Regions from separate parts of the Homo sapiens genome. Here region 2 is linked to region 1. Evidence: chromatin contacts called from ENCODE Hi-C or POLR2A ChIA-PET data. All regions are on one chromosome and are shown on one strand. Each heading gives the region's core, a stretch centred on a gene start or an enhancer-like site at or near the end of the contact. The rest is flanking DNA. Distances are from core to core; before and after follow the strand shown. Region 1 holds the start of WWOX-AS1 (WWOX antisense RNA 1). Region 2 overlaps WWOX (WW domain containing oxidoreductase).

Region 1 (2,518 bases), core at 12-2,511:
GTCACCCCTGCCAACACCTTGGTTTCAGACTTCTGGTCTCCTGAACTGTGAGAGTCAGTTTCTGTTGAGCTTGTGCTGATACGCTAGGGCAGCCCTAGCACACTGCCACATCTGGTTTCCCGGAGGAACTTCACAGGGTCTTTGTTCTTTATCTACAGTCTCTGGAAGTCTCAGCAGCCTCCTGTGTTCGCAACTGTCATTCCAGAGCAGCCGTCTCGTGTTATGCATTTGCTTACTCATAAGCAAATATTTCACAAGAACCTGCGAGGGCCAGGCTGGGCCAGGCAGGTATTGCAGGTGCAAGGATCTATATAAGACAGTGCCCTTTAGAAGATCCCTGTCTCATTGAGAAGCGTTGAGTAAATGGGTCTCTCTGGTCATTCTCTCCAGAACATGAAGCCAAAGGGCTGAGAGGGAGAGACTCCAAGAATGAATTAGTGTCCAGCAAGGTATCGCTTGTCTCAGGATGACAACTTGCAATTTGGGGATCTCTCAACGTCCTGACCTCCATCTCAGTGGGCATGTTCCTCACCTGGCTGGCTGCCCCTGCTTACTGATGCAGCCTCCTGTCACACGGTACTCACCTCTATTCACTGTATTCCACCAACACTGGCCTTGGGAGCCAGCAGTACCCCCATTGTACAGATGAAAGTCTTGTGACTGTCAACATTAAAATGAGAATGATATTGACCCATGATACTTACCCACCTGTTCAGTGGATTCGGTGTGCCGTCAGCATGGTTCCCAGCACATAGTAAGTGCTCCGTAAATGTCAGCATCTATTATTATCATTTGTGTTTTTTTTTCCCCTTCTCTGCCTTCCTTTCTCTCCCTCCTTGGTCTGCTTCCTCCTGTTGCTATCAGAGCCTGCCTGCCTCATCCTTGTTCCAGCCTTGATGGTGATGATGATTGTGGTTGCTGTTGCTATTTGTTTTTTTGGTTTGTTTGTTTGTTTTGAGAGGGAGTTTTACTCTTGTCACCCAGGCTGGAGTGCAGTGGCGCCATCTCGGCTCACTGCAGACTCTTCCTCTTGAAGCTGGGGAAGTTCAAGCAATTCTCCTGCCTTAGGCTCCTGAGTGGCTGGGACTACAGGCATGTGCTACCATGCCTGGCTAATTCTTTGTAGTTTTAGTAGAGATGGGGTTTCAGCATGTTGTCCAGGCTGGTCTTGAACTCCTCAGCTCAAATGATCTGCCCACCTCGGCTTCCCAAAGTGTTGGGATTACAGGCGTGAACCACCACGCCCCTCACGCGCAGCCACTGTTGCTATTGATGATTATTATGACATCATTGCTCAGATTCACTTGGCTCAGAGAGGGCGGAGTCAGAGTGACCCAGGTGGTCACTGCTCCCCTTCTTGTCCATCAAATCAGCTGCCTCCAACAGCATTGCCTGGCAGCGTCACGTAGTAGCCCTCTCCCTCACAAGGCTTTTGAGGCAGACAAATGCCACTGATAAAGCAAAAGCAAATGTTTTGGGTGAATTCCCCATAGCTACACTAGATTTGAGGCTGAGAAATGGAATGCCTGTCATTGTTGACTGAAAAATACAGCTCTCCTAATAGAGTCTTGGTGCAGGAGCTGTTAGCCTTGCCGCCCTGCAGACTTGAAGAATTGCGACGTCGGCCTAACATAATTTTGGTAACTTTGTCTGCTTCTGCCTCGGGTAGAAATAATTCAGATTTCACTCTCCATTTTCTTTAATGGGCTAAACAGCCACTTTGTAATACCTGTATTTTATTAGACATAATTCTGGATATTGTTTCTGCAGCGTTTTTGAAAAGACAAACCTGAGAGAGCCCAGCTATTTAACTTAAGCAATTTTAAAGTTATTTGTAAAATGATATGCTGTCTTTTTTGACCCAGTTACTTTATAAAGCTACATTCTTTGGCAAACATTAACACAACTTCTCCGTGTGTGGGCTAAATAAATATTCGGGCAACACTGATTGAGCACTGCCTTGGGTAAATAATTCTCTCTCCACACATTTCCTAGTTTATAATGAGGAGTTTTCTTCGTGGTCTGACCAAATGTAACATTCCATTGAAAATGAGACATAAATCCTTGAGTGAGGGAGACGTGGAACCAGGGTTTGAGGAGGGTTATTAAAAAGGTGAGGGTAGCAGGGTGACCTCCTGAGTCCCCTGCTCTCCCGAGCCTTCTCTCCTCTCTGGAACCCATGGCTAATAGGGGACAGGAGAGAGCGGAAGCAGAAAGAATAAGAGATATGAAAGCCAGCCGGGCACAGTGGCTCACGCCTGTAATCCTAGCACTTTGGGAGGCCGAGGCAGGCAGATCACTTGAGGTCAGGAGTTCGAGACCAGCCTGGCCAACATGGTGAAACCCTATCTCTACTAAAAATAACAAAATTAGCTGGGTATGGTGGTGTGCGCCTGTAATTCCAGCTACTTGGGAGGCTGAGGCATGAGAATTGCTTGAACCTGGGAGGTGGAGGTTGCAGTGAACTGAGATCGCACCACTGCACTCCAGCCTGGGCAACAGAGGGAGACTGTCTCAA
Region 2 (2,518 bases), core at 7-2,506, 51 kb after region 1:
GGATTGATAGAGAAGCCCAGTGGACTTAGCATCTGGGAATCCCAGATTGATCTTTTCTGGATATTGGGTCAACCATAAGATGGTACCTTTCCCTGTGTAACAAAGTCAGATTCTGTGAAACACCTGTTTTTTGTATGGCTTATGAGATGAGGATGATTTTTACCTTTTTTTTTTTTTTTTTTCCCTTGAGACAGTGTCATTCTATTGTCCAGGCTGGAGTGCAGTGGTGCAATCTCAGCTCATTAACCTCAGGTTTTTTTACAGAAAAAGTTTGCCACCCTCTGATCTACATGATGTCCTTCAGTTTCTGTCTCTCACCAGACTGATGGTGCCATGAGGGCAGGGGCAACTCCTATCCTAAGGCGTGGCCCATAGTAAGGGGTATTGGTTAGAAGAATGAAAGATTGAATACGTCAAAGTGATGAGTACAGAGCTGTCTGTCATTTTCTTATCTTTGGCCTAACAACTGAACACATTTTATGAAATTTGCAAATCTGTTTCCAAACATGTTTGAATGGATTTTTATGGTCTTTTAATTAACCCAATAAAAATGGTAACAACACAGCAATTTTAAGAAAATAACAGAGCCAAGTATTTTTTATAGCTATGCATGCAATCCACATTACACCCACATGCAGTATTTCTATGGTCCAAATAAGTATCTGTCGGACTTAGAATATTTAAATTAGGATTTAGTTGAAAGATTATGTTCTATATCTTTTTTTTTTAAAAAAAAGGAAGAAAAATAAAGCTCTTCCTAAATTTATTTACATGTTGGAGCAATTCTGGCACTGCTAAATAAGGCAGGAAATTCCATTAAGTTTAAATGTGCTGCCCTTACCCTAAAGTGTTTGGAGGGCTTCGTAGAAGAGCCAAATAGATTCACACAGATCTTATTTGTAGAGCTGAATGTGCACTTCATTAAAATACTTTGTAAGGTATTCAAGGATGGGCTAGGAGGGTGAGGATTCCAAATCAGAATCTTCAAGCCAGTGATCCAGGCCAAAGGTATTCTGCCAGAGTGTGAGGAAATTTCACAGCCTCATGGAGACACCTCCCCTCCCCACCCTTGTTGAACAGACTCTGGAAAAGTCACCATTTCTTGTTGGTCCTTTGCTCTTGGAGCATTCTTGGCCTGACCTGTCAACCACTTTAGCCTCCAAGGTATCTGAGCCTTTCTTTCGCCTCTCTACTTAGATCATATTCTTCCTGGATTTTGGAATCAGGCTGGGACACAAGCCACCTCCTCCTCCATTCTAGCTGTGTGGCTCCAGGCAAGTGGCCACACCTCTTTGAGCCACTAGTTAACTCAGCTGCCAAACAGGGATTATACATTTACCTCTTGGTGTTGCAAGAATTAACAAGGAGGATATTTGTAAATCTCCCTGGGAGCTGGATGGTGCTTAATAAGCAGGCATTAAGGGTTGATTATCTTTGCACTCTCTCCTGCCAGATTTTGTAACTGAGTCCAGGCATCTTTAGAAACAGAAATGGTCCCTGCTCTTCTGTATCCCCTGGGATAACCTAGCATCATTTCGCTGGGTTACACATCCTCTCTTCTCTCCTGTATGTCGTCCCTCTTTCTTACGGTGGTTCTAAGCTCTATGGATCACTTGTCTTCTCCTCTGAGCGGGAACTGGGCAATTGGAGGTTCTTTCCCCTCCCGTGCTGGTGGGAGAATTGTTTAGTAGGTCATAAAGTGGAATCTCCATTTCAGTCTGATCCGGTCAATTCTGGTAGGACTTCATCCAAGCACAAAGAAACCTTTGTTTTCATTCAAGACTTCCCTAAAAGGTGGCTGGGTGCGGTGCCTCAGGCCTGTAATCCCAGCACTTTGAGAGGCCGAGGCTGGCAGATCACGAGGTCAGGAGTTCCAGACCAGACTGGCCAACATGGTGAAACCCTGTCTCTACTAAAAATACAAAAATTAGCCAGGTGTGTTGTCACGTGACTTTAATCCCAGCTGCTCAGGAGGCTGAGGCAGGAGAATTGCTTGAACCCTGGTAGGCAGAGGTTGCAGTGAGCCGATGTCATATCACTGCACTCTAGCCTGGGCGACAGAGTGAGACTCTGTCTCAGAAAAAAAAAAAAAAAAAAAAAAAAAAAAAAAAGGCTTTCCTGAAAGGTGATTCACAGGCCTCTTCGGATCCCTTCGTGTTTAGCAATTTGGATTTCCACACAGCCTTGCTGTGCCTTCTGCCCATTTGTCCTCTGCTGCTGGTCCCTGGGTGGGACAGCTCCCCTTTCTCCTTGTCTGGGTTGCTCAGATAGAGCCATAAGGATTCTCCCTGCCTCAAGAGCTGACTTCCTTCCACGAGTTCCTAACCACCTGTCCAGTTGATTCTTCTCTGGACCTGCCTTGACATCTCTGTGCCAAGCCCAGTGCCGGGGTTGCAGATGCAGAGGCACTGGTGCATATTTCTTGAGTTGAAGAGCTTGCAACTGATGAGCCCCTTCCACTCAGAAAAATGTTGTTCCTGGTCTTGCCACTGCCTGGAACCCACCAACACCTCCTCTT

What was found. Hi-C counts contacts between places; a loop is a spot of excess contacts on that map. ChIA-PET counts read pairs that join two places held with the same protein, here RNA polymerase II (POLR2A). Pooled maps may share reads with other maps.
Region 2: a loop to region 1 is called in a map of Calu3, with 7 times the contacts of the local background. The contact joins the enhancer-like site here to the promoter of WWOX-AS1 in region 1. A Hi-C loop is called at or near these places in 3 of 168 maps with a recorded cell type or tissue (Caco-2, Calu3 and HepG2) and 2 of 50 pooled maps. POLR2A ChIA-PET finds 5 or more read pairs at or near these places in 1 of 52 experiments (HepG2).

What each region holds. Positions count from the first base shown.
Region 1 is chr16:78,240,490-78,243,007 of GRCh38, forward strand. WWOX-AS1 (WWOX antisense RNA 1) reads right to left here and starts at 1,262. Exons shown (of 4, transcript NR_184272.1): 1 at 709-1,262. All of the region lies in intron 5 of WWOX (WW domain containing oxidoreductase), which reads left to right. RefSeq lists a silencer at 83-377.
Region 2 is chr16:78,291,900-78,294,417 of GRCh38, forward strand. The region is part of intron 5 of WWOX (WW domain containing oxidoreductase); the gene reads left to right. Among named protein-coding and RNA genes, the nearest start is that of WWOX-AS1, 51 kb to the left of the region's middle. Within about 2 kb of position 1,257, at least 4 of the 41 ENCODE cell types and tissues checked have a DNase peak (open chromatin) inside an H3K27ac peak, as active enhancers do.